Regions from separate parts of the Homo sapiens genome. Here region 1 is linked to region 2. Evidence: chromatin contacts called from ENCODE Hi-C or POLR2A ChIA-PET data. All regions are on one chromosome and are shown on one strand. The core of a region is the stretch at or near the end of the contact, and the rest is flanking DNA. Distances in the headings are between cores, read along the strand shown.

What was found. A loop is a pair of places that touch in the nucleus more often than their neighbours do. ChIA-PET counts read pairs that join two places held with the same protein, here RNA polymerase II (POLR2A). Pooled maps may share reads with other maps.
Region 1: a pooled map shows a loop between it and region 2 (3-fold over the local background). The contact joins the promoter of NFATC4 here to the promoter of DHRS1 in region 2. A Hi-C loop is called at or near these places in 1 of 37 single-sample maps with no recorded cell type and 4 of 50 pooled maps. POLR2A ChIA-PET finds 5 or more read pairs at or near these places in 8 of 52 experiments (Caco-2, GM12878, HepG2 and 5 more).

Annotation. Positions count from the first base shown.
Region 1 is chr14:24,364,776-24,370,233 of GRCh38, reverse strand. It overlaps NFATC4 (nuclear factor of activated T cells 4), which reads right to left and starts at 2,050. Exons shown (of 10, transcript NM_004554.5): 1 at 1,794-2,050; 2 at 1-735. The coding sequence starts at 1,893. It overlaps LOC124903291 (a long non-coding RNA gene), which reads left to right and starts at 849. Exons shown (of 2, transcript XR_007064085.1): 1 at 849-987; 2 at 3,707-4,718. RefSeq lists an enhancer at 1-249 and silencers at 1,212-1,591, 3,310-3,619.
Region 2 is chr14:24,295,626-24,301,029 of GRCh38, reverse strand. DHRS1 (dehydrogenase/reductase 1) reads left to right here and starts at 1,250. Exons shown (of 9, transcript NM_001136050.3): 1 at 1,250-1,449; 2 at 1,900-2,073; 3 at 4,149-4,292; 4 at 4,442-4,521. The coding sequence starts at 1,924. It overlaps NOP9 (NOP9 nucleolar protein), which reads right to left and starts at 1,180. Exons shown (of 10, transcript NM_174913.3): 1 at 829-1,180; 2 at 173-622. The coding sequence starts at 1,075. RefSeq lists an enhancer at 1,906-2,696.

The DNA of each region.
Region 1 (5,458 bases), core at 801-3,300, 68 kb before region 2:
AAGATGGGGTTCCCGAGCTGGAATAGCGCCGCTTGCCACATGGAGAGGCAGGCCGCGGGGAGGCTGGGGTGGGCCCAGGAGCACTGAGGAGTAGCCAGCTATCCTCTGGCCCTCGGCCTCCGGGGCTTGGACCATACAGGCTCCAGGGATCTTCGGGGGTCCATGGCCGAGGGGAGGCCCGGGGCGAGGGCAGCGGGGAGCCCAGGCCAAAGCGGGAGGCCGCCTCATTTAGCTCAGACTCCACCTCGTCGCAGGCTGCATACAGGGCTGCCTCGTCAGAGGCATCGGAGAAGAAGCTCCACGAGGACAGGCTGCTGCTGCCAGGGCTTGGGCTGAAGAAGGCCCCCCCACCCTGGCCCCCTGCTTCTCTGTAGCCCCCAAAGCCTTCTGGTGGGGGGTAATCTCTAGGAGAGCCGTCCCCCCAGGCATCAGGGTTGTCCTCCAGCGCTGCTGGCGGCTCCGGCGTGGGAGAGATGGAGGTGATGCGGATGCTGGGACACTCGAGAACACGGCCACCCCCAGCACCCCCAGCACCCCCTCCTGGTCCTCCCAGCCTCACCGACCTGGCGGGCTGGCTCTCCCAGGTGCCAGGTGAGGGGGCTGGTCGCGGCGGTGGCGAATGCATGCCAGGCCGAGGGGGTGGAGGTCGGGGAATACCGATAGGTGCAGCGCCATAGGGAGGGGGCTCTCCCAAGGCCAGACGGCAGCATGGCGGGGCATCCTCTGAGTCCAGTTCTGTCAAAATGGGAAGAGGAGCAGAGGGAGAGGGGGAAAGAGAGAAGCAGGTGAGATGGCTATGTTCCTTGAGTGGCCAGGCCGCAAGTCCTTCTATGCTCCCTGCCCCTCAGCAAAGAGACCTTCTGAGCCACAAGACAAAAGCAGAGTTGGACCTGGGAAGATGGAGGAGATTGAAGCAGGCATGCCAGGCCTTTGCCCACTGGCCCCTGGATCCTAGGACCGAGGGTACCCGATCCAGTGGGTCTTAAGGTGAGAGAGGTGGGTCCAGAGGGGCTGGAGCTGGGGCTGGGCCTGGAGGCGTGTTTCTTGAGGCACTGGGCTGGACTGGGGGCGACTCACACATGAACCCAATTAGCAGCGGTTCCCAAACCCCCAAACGGCGCTGGCAGGAGCCCCAGTTGCCATCGCAACCGTGGCCAGAGGGGAGGGGGGCGTCAGGGCTGTGGTGACGAGGGGAGGTGGCTCCTCCCTCTCTCCTCGCCATCTAGGGGCGGAGGTGCAGCCGAGGGGGTGATGCGTGCTGGGCCCAGCCGGGGGAAGGGGGGCAGCGGGCAGCGCGGATTCGTGCGAGCGGCGGCCGCCGCCCCCGGCTCGGTCCCCGCCATCTGCCTCTCATTGCGGCCAGACGGGGGAGGGGGAGGGGCGCCCCAGCGAGGCCTGACAGCGCCCCCAGCCCCGGGCGTCCAGTCGGCCGGGCCAGAGCTCGGTCCGCCAGGGGCCAGCTCCAGCGCCAAACCTCCCCTTCCCCTGGCGGCGCCTGGTGCTGTTGGGGCCGTAGTTCCCGCCCGCCCCCCAGTTCAGTGACAGGCGGCCCAGCCGGGAGGCGGCGCACAGCCAACAGCACCCCCACCCCCACCCCAGTCACGACCTAAAAAGGAGAAAGTGGTGCCCGGGCCCCCAGCCTCACTTCCGCAGGCCAACGAGTCCCCCCGACTCCCTTCGACCTCTGACTCCCTCACCCCCCACCCTAGGCTCGCTGCCTTAAATTCCCCAGACTCAGGATCCCCGGCCCTCCTCTCACTGACCCCAAGACCCCTTCCCAGCCCAGCACTAACCTTCCCCCAATCCCCCCGCGCCCAGCGGGGGGGCCTCCTTTTCCTCCCCGAACACCAGCTTAAATTCCAGCTCCTCATCCTCGCAGCTGGCCGCCCCCATGGATCCGGCAGGAGCCCCCAGGTCCCGGCCTGGGTGGGAGGGGGGAGTTCAGGAGGCTGCTGTATCTTCACCCGGGTGGCTCCCTCCCTCCCTTTCTCTGAGAAGCCCCCTCCTCCGTCGCTGCCGCCTCCCTCCAGAAGCCCCCTCGTTATTATAGAAACTTTTCCAAACTTTTTTCCCCCAAACTTCTTCAAAGCGGTCCCCCCCCCAGCCTGTCCCTGATTGGCTGCCGGGGATGCTCCAGCCCCTCCTCCAGGGATGAGATGGGAAAACCACGCGCCCCTCGTCCTCCCCCACCCTCCCTCCCTCTGTCCTCTCTTCAGTCCCTCCCCCTCAAAAAAAAAAAAACTGAATTGGAAAACGGTCCTTCAAGAGTGATACTAATGTTGCCTATTGGTCCGCCGTTGTGACAATCATTTCCCGCAGAGAGCCCAGCCCCCACCTCCCCTAGTCTCAGTTCAAGGTTCTGGGTCCGAGAGCCTTAAAGGGGCCACATCCTGGGCCCCCAGGGTAGAGAGCCCACGGAAGACCCTTTTTTAAATTCTGAAGACTGTGTAGATAGCACCTAGCAAGGCAGAACCACTTCTCCTCCCCTTTCCCTCCAAGCCTGAGGCCAGGAGGGTCCTGGGGGCAGAGTGGCACCGAGTTGCTCGGAAGAGGAAAAGGCTATTCTTCCGCCTCCCTTGCCTGGGGCTACTCTGCCCGGGCCTTCTGGAAGTCTTTGCGCTGCCGAATCAGCGCCTCCATCAGCCATTCCTCCAGGACCCCCAAAGATGAAGAACGCTTAGCCAGCCTGGATGCCTCTGGGAGCAGTCCGAGCCAAAGAGGCTTTGAGAACTGTCCCTAGGCCCACAGCCCTTGATGGGCGTAGATCCAGGCCAGGCTTTGCCGCTGCCCTTGTCCCAGCCACCCAGAGGGGCCGTGAATTAGCCTCCACGGGAAGTTGGCAGCCTCCTCCCTAGAACTGTAGTCTGGAATGAATCTCTGACCCGATAGCATCCCACTCCGGCTCTTCTAAAAATCCTTGCCAGGTTTACTAGGGGCCTGAAACCTCCGGACCCTGTGGGTTCCCCTCCTCTTCCCCCTCCTTGGCCCCCCCGCCCCCAACAGGCTGGACACCTGTCACCTGGGCTGGAGGAGGAAGGAAGACCTGGACTGGAGTTTCCGGGAAAGTCAGGCTTGGAGAGGCCTGGGTTGTGTGAGAGGGAGTTAGATGGGAGATTCGTGACTCGGTGGGAGATACTGGCGAGGCTGGCGGGTAGGAGAGATGGGAGGGTGGTTATCATTTTCTCCCACACACACACAGTTTCAACCTCTCTTAGAGGCCGCGTCTCCAGTCTCTAAATCCCTCCGGTTCAGGGCCGCACCCCCAACGCCGCCCCATCCCAGCAACTAAACGGTTAAGCGACGGCCCCAGGTCAGACGTTTACAAACACTCAGAAGCCGGGCGGGGACCGCGCCCGTTACTCTAATGAGAAACAGGCTCTACGGGACTGGGGAAAGAAGGGAGGGCTGGCCCGACGGGCCGGAGCTCCGCAGCGGCCGAGGCGGCTTCCCTCCCTCCCCTCGGTCCTCCCTCGGGCCCGCCCAGGGGACCACCCCCCCAGTCCCCGGGGACCCCAGTGACGTGCGGAGCTGCCCCGGCTCCGAGCCCAGGGCCGCAACACAGGAGGGGCGGGGAGAAGAGCCCAGGCCGGCGGGGAGAGAAGAATGTTCCGAGGCCGAGCGGGGAAGCGGCCTGGTTTGATTTTCTTCTTTCTTTTTTTTTTTTTTCTTTTTTTTTTCTTTTTTTTCCTTTGGTTGGTCTCCTCAGGTTACATTTCCCTTCCAGCTTCATCTCGGAAATAAAGGAAGGAGAAACCCACGGGGAGGGAGGACGAGGAACACCTCGACCCATCAACCAGCCTGTACCTAAGAGGGCAAGGGAGGTGGGAAGCGGAGGCGAGAAAAGCAGGGATAGAGACCCCGAGGCCCAGCCCCTGTTCCCCCAGACTCTGCCCCTCCCCGGCCCCACTCCCCGCAGGCACAGCACATGCAGACGCACACATTCTTTTCAAATGTCATATTTCCTTTGATCCTGGGCAGCGTTTCTCCATGTGTCTGGCTCAGCTCCTGCCCAGCCAACCGCCTTCCCCTCTCACCCCTGTTTGTTTTCCTGGAGAACCCTCCTCCTCCTAGCATCTGGAAGGCCCTGAGGGCTGGCGTCGGCCCTCATTCCCCTGATGACTCTGGCCTCTCCTCCCATGACTCAATTTCCCCTTCATGGGTGTTGGGGGGTAGGGAAGGGAGGAGCAGAGGGGAGAGTGGTTGAGATTGTTCAGAGTGCCAAGCTTCTCTGAGGCGGGGGGCGGGGGGGCATCCCCTTGACTCTGAAAACCCTCCAATCTGTCTCGGCTGCGGCAGAGAGATGGAACTTATGACTTCTGAAATGCTCGGCCTGGCGTTGGAGCCTGGGCAACAGCGGGTAGTTGCGGATTTAAGTTGCCCTACACTTCTGCCCCCTGGCGACCAGAAAGACCCAGCCCCCCCGTCCTTGGTTCGCGGTTTCTCTAGCCGCCTGGCCTCGGTCTCAGCTCCGCTGCCTCCTAGCGCACATACCGGAGCACAACCCGGCTTTCTTACCTTGGTTGGTGGCTTCTGCTCTGCACTTTAACAAGCATCATTCAACTTCCTTGGAGGTGGATGTTATTTATTTCTTTTTTTAATTACACAAGATGCAGTCTTCTCTTTTCCCCAGAGGTCTAAATAAAGCTAATTAATATGCATTCTTCTTGTAAACAATTCAAGCTATACAAAAATATGTAGTAAACCTTGATGGTCCACCATTTTGTATGCCTTTATTAACATGTACGCACACACACATGCTCTTTTTATGCGCGTGACAAGCATTTTTCTTGCTTTTTTTTTTCCTCACTTAACAAATGGTTGGAAGATCTTCTCCCATAGTACCATCTGAAAATGATGATGAAAATGCCCACCTTTTCAGTAGATAAAGTGACTTTTACAAATCAGGTTAGCAATAGAGTTGATCTGGAACCCAGGCCTCCTGGGTCCTTGTCAAGTTTGCTAATTCATTCCATCACATTTTACACAGGAATCTGTCCCAGGCTTGGCTCCTCCAGTAAGTAGAGCCTGAGACAAGAACAGGATGTAGGTAGTTTATAGTGAAAAGCAATCAGAAGGAACAGAAAGAGAAGAATGGAAAAAGTGAAACTGGAAAGAAGAAAAGCCAGTCCAAGGGTGTGCTACAGAACAGGTCACCACTCTGAGCAACTGGGATATTATCCTACTGAGACCATCTGTATAGCCACAGAGAATGTAATTGAAGAGAAGAGGCCAGCCTTGTCTCTACTAAAAATAAATTTTAAAAGGCCGGGTGCAGTGGCTCACCCCTGTAATCCCAGCACTTTGGGAGGCCAAAGCAGGCAGGTGGATTGCCTGAGGTCATATACACAGATATACTATATACTATACTATATAGCATATACACAGATATACTATATATATACTATATATGTATATATGTACAGATATACTATATATACACAGATATACACTATACTAT
Region 2 (5,404 bases), core at 1-2,500:
CTCCGCACACACTAATCTTTGGCTTGCTAAGCCCTGTTCAGATTAGGACAGGTCAAGCTAATTCTTCCCGGTCAAGCTCCCCCATGAAGACTTACTCTTCTGTTTACTGTCTCATTCTGAACTTTCTAAATTCTTCTTCCCCCTAGGTCCACTTTCCTCTTGTAATACTTACCAGATGATTGGGAACCACGGGGCCTGGCTCTCTCAGACTCCAGAATAGTCCCTCCTAACACCTGAAGCAGAGTTCTGACCACGAAGCTGCCATGTGTGTCTCCACAGTAGACAAGAAAATCATCACACACCTCAGCGGCTAGTCCCAGGACCAGCTCCTCCAGGGTCTCCGTGGGACCATCCTTTCCATCCTCCTCCTCCTCCTCCTCCTCCTCTGCAGCACTCCCCAGCAATCGAGGGAGCTGTAGCAAAGCACTTTGTAATACATGGACCCCGCATCGGTGACAGGCCACAGTGCGCAAGTTAGAGCGCAGAGCAGCCCACACGCGACAAAGCGGTTTCAAGGGACTGAATCCCAACAGTTCCTGCAGCATCTCACTGCCAGTCCTGTTCGTGGACAAAGCTAGGGCCTGAGTCTCTACTTCCTTCATTATATTGTGCACCATCAGATCTGAAAAGGGAAGAAAGACACACTTTGAAGAGACTTAGTAGAGAATACAGTTATGTACCCTCGCTTAACCAAGGGTCGTGGGTCGGAGGCCGAGGAAGAGGACATGGGAAATGAAACTAAGTCCCCACGCCCTGCCGACCCTAGAAAGTTTCCTTGCCTGCCCTGGATTTGATGCTCTTGGTCTAAACCCCGAAGTTGCTGCCTACCTCGTTCTTCCCCAGTCTCGGGAGCCTCTTTCAATGCTGACAGCGCCCGGCGGAAATATCCCAGAGCTTCCGGGCTCAGGTGCGGGTGCGAATCTGGAGCCGGCTCCGAGCGCCCATCCGGAGGCGGCCAGGGTTGCCGCTTACGGCCTGGTAAGGGGCGCCCCGACCCCTTGGCCCCGCGCCCCCGTTTGCCACCAGCTGGGAACCGGCGCCCCACCTTGTGTGGAGAGCGCGGACCCTGCCCCATGTGTGCTTCGCGACCTGTCCGGCTGCAAAAGCTTCCTTAACTGCGGACGGACCTTCGACGTCGCCAAGCGTGCGCCTTATCCAGACAAAGTTTAGAAACGCGGGCGCGCTCCTGACGCAGCTACTACGTCATAGTTCCGCGCCGCCCCAGCCGGGCGGGGTGGGTGTGTCACCCAGATCGCTCCGCCCCCATCCGCAGGTTCTAACTTTGGCCTGGGACTCTGCCCCTCTACCTCAGCACAGAATCGCCCCGGGTCCTACTACAGAATCAATCCTTGAACACTGCCTCCACGTCGCCGGCTCAATCTGGGCGAGAACCCAGACTTCCACCGCAGCCCCGCAATCTGCAGACCTCAGCGGCAGCGCAGGTGGCAGGTAAGCGGCGCACGCTCGTCCCACTTAGGGCTTAGGATCTCCAGGCTTCGCGCTCATCCCCGGCCCGGAAGCTGCGCCTCTGGCTCAGCCGGACTGGGTCAGGCCAGGGACCGGAGCTTCAGATAGCCCAGGACTCTGCGTGGACGCGCCCCGAGGGGCTGCCGCGCCAGATTCCCATATCCAGGCAGCCACACTCAGAGGGTTGTAGTAGTTGTCCACCTCTGGACAGTCCCACTCAGCCCCTTCTTCACTCTCTGGGCCTCCCAAAAGACAGTCAGCCTTGTCCTCAGGCCCGCACCCAGTTGTCAGCCTCTGACTCCTCTCCCCTCAAAGGATTCTTACCTTGGCTCCTCCTCTTAGCCCTAGTGAGGTTCTCCCCTACCCCCCAACCTCGCCCCAACACACACACAGTCTCCAGGCTTCCCTCAGAGTAAGTCTTTGCTTCCACAGACCTGCCTCCTTTGCCTGTGAGTCATGGCAGCTCCCATGAATGGCCAAGTGTGTGTGGTGACTGGTGCCTCCAGGGGTATTGGCCGTGGCATTGCCTTGCAGCTCTGCAAAGCAGGCGCCACAGTTTACATCACTGGCCGCCATCTGGACACCCTTCGCGTTGTTGCTCAGGAGGTGAGTGCTTCCTCTGGGACCACAGTTGCAGAAACCACCCGAGAGAGCCCTTCCACTTAACAGCTCCTTTCCTAATCCCTTACCTGAAACTATAATACTACTCAACAAGATGTGAATATTTATTCAAAGTGGAAATTAAAAACCCCGTAAATAACTTCAGGTAAGGTAGAATTTTGCCGCCAAGTGAGTTTTATGAAAAAACTTTGTGTTTGAGCCAGGCATGGTGGCACGTTCCTGCAGTCCCAGCAGCTACTCCGGAGGCTGAGGCAGGAGGATCGCTTGAGCCTAGGAGTTGAGCCATGATCACACCACTGCACTCCAGTCTAGACGACACAGCGAGACACTGTATTAAAAAAAAGAAAAGAAAGAAAAGTAAAAAACTTTTTGTTTGAGAGCAGAGATTTTGGAATTGCAACTAAAGGGTTGTGGACCTGTGCTTTCCTCTATTTCAGGCAAGACTTTATTGAACTGCACATTTTTTACTTATTTACTAGACTTCAGTTAAATAAATATTTGAGTATCCATGATTTGCTAGGCATTGGTAAACCACTGAAGTTACCAAGACTAATAAAATCTAATTTCTGCTCTTCAAAGATTCAGTCCATGGTGGAGTACAGTGGCTCATGCCTGTAGTCCCAGCACTTTGGGTGGCCAAGGCAGCAAGATCACTTGAGGCCAGCAGTTGGAGACCAGTCTGGGCAACATAGCTAGACCCAGTCTCTACAAAAAATATTTTTTAAATAATTAGCTAGGCACAGTGGCCTGCACCTGTAGTACCATCTACTTGGGAGGCTGAGGCAGGAGGATCGTTTGAGCCCAGGAGTTCGAGGTTGCAGTGAGCTATGATTGCACCACTGCACTCCAGCCTGGTGACAGTGAGACCCTGTCTCTAAAAAAAAAAATTTTAATTAAAAATGAAGATAGATTCCAACAGGAAGTCAGGTACAGAAAGCAGTCACTTCAATGTAATGTGAATATGGTAAATTATAAGAGGGAGATATGCACAGAATACTCTAGGGGTGTTGGGGAGCATCCAGATGACATAGGAGAGTGGCTAGGGAAAGTGGTTTGGGAAAGCGTCCTGGAGGAGGTAGGTGGTTCTTGAACTGAGTTTTGAAAGGTAAGAATTAGGTAAAGGAAGTTAGGAAAAGCATTCCAGCAGAGGGAGCTCCATAAGCATAGGGACGCTGTGTGAAAGAGTAGATGTGTGAGATAATGCAAGGGAAGAGTAGTGAGTGAGAGGCTGGAGAGGAAAGAGTGGGTCTTGGAAGACCCTAATAGAGAACTCAGGCTTCATCCTCTAAGAGATGGAGATCCAGTTAGGAGATTTTGAACAGGGTTTGTGTTTTAGATAGGTCGTACTGGCTGGATTATGAAGAATTAATTTAAGGCAGACAGACTGGAGGTCAGGTGAGTCGTTGGGAGGCATTGCAGTAGTTCAGGCAAGGAGGGTAATAGGCGGGGACCCAGAGCATAAATTTGGAGAATAGGAGGATTGTTCTTAGATAAAGGACTCTTCTTCCTCTGAAGTTGGAGGTTTGTGGGCATTTGTAGAGAGTGAGACAGAACAGGAAGTAGAAATCATTCATGGCTGATAGCTTTGGTTTTTTCAATTACCAACCAGGAGCATTGGTGGAGTGAGGGTAAGACAACTGGGACTGAGTAGAGGTTTTAGGTGAGTAGTGTAGGGTGGGAGCTAAGGGCATGAGAGATGGAAATGACCACAACAAGGAAAAGGATGCTTACTCATTTCTCAAGAGCAGACTCCATGCCTCACTTGTTCTTACCCTCTACTTGCAAAGTACAATGCTGTGCACATGGTGGGCCTCAGTAAATGTTTGTAGATTATTAAAACTTACATTGCAATTCACCTTGCTCTGTGGTGGGGAGGCCTATCATTCCTGAAACTACTCAAACAGACACCAGAGGGCAGCGTTGCCTGCCATGTTGCCTCTGCAGCAGGCTCTCCTAGGATTGATTGTCTTCTCAGTTCTCAAGCCCACTTTGGTTGGGGAGTTTTGTCATGACTCACACCCATGTGTGAATGTGAGCTCATATCCCCTGTCCTACTCCAGGCACAATCCCTCGGGGGCCAATGTGTGCCTGTGGTGTGCGATTCAAGCCAGGAGAGTGAAGTGCGAAGCCTGTTTGAGCAAGTGGATCGGGAACAGCAAGGGCGTCTAGATGTGCTGGTCAACAATGCTTATGCAGGGGTCCAGGTACCCTTTGAACTTTGTTCCCAACTCCACATTTCTGACCTCCCCCTCAGACCCCTGCATCTTCATCCCCACTCATTGTCCCTTCCATTACCCAGCCCCTCACACCTCCCTACCTTCAGATCATTCATCACCCTCCCTGTGCCTTCCAGACGATCCTGAACACCAGGAATAAGGCATTCTGGGAAACCCCTGCCTCCATGTGGGATGATATCAACAACGTCGGACTCAGGTGGGTGCTCCACTGCCAGGACCCATGTTCCCTCACTCACTTAGCCAACTCGACGGCCAGGCCTTTCCTTACATGCCCTCTCCTTTTCCCTCCGGCCTCCCCCATCTCTTTCTTCTCCCTTCCATTCCATTTGTCCCACTTACCTCTGGAGAAGTTCCATCCAGGTGAGTCTGTACCTGAGAATGTCAACTCTGTCAGTAATTTTCATTGGAACAAGCCCTTGGCCTCTCTCCTGTCTCACTCTCTGCCCATCCAAATGCAAGACCCAGAAGGGAGGAAGCCTCCTCCTCTCAGTAATGCGCACAGCCTGTAGTCTATACTTTCAAAATGGTTAGAGGGAGAAATTGTTTTATTTTAGACTGGGAGAAGCTTAAGAAGAAGGAGCGAACACCAATGCTGTTTAGTCTCCACATCCTCACTCCACACCCACAGGCAAGGGCACTGCCGGGTCAGAGTTGGGAGAGCAGGTACATCACTGGGTCACACAGGGTCATTTAGCCCAGGAGTGAGATGAAACACAGCATTTAGAATTCGCCTAGCATAATGCACACCAGTTATGCCTCTGTTACTGTTGGAATGATGTTACACTCTCATATAATCAAGTCATGCCTGATGGATGTGATCAGTCACCTGTGGGAGTAACCACGAGATTATCGGCAAATCTGTGACTAAAGCATGTAAGAACACCCACCGCTCCAATTTTGGTACTCTGGTAACAATCCCAAGGAAGCAGGATTAGAATGCAATTGTGATTTCCAAAGTGGAAGGAAGATCATTAGGACAGAGGAGGATGGTGAGGCCAAAGGCAAGAAAGGGACACGTTAAGAGCTGGAAATTGGCCAGTGTTCATGACCATAGCCTCCAAAGAGAGGTGCCTTCCACA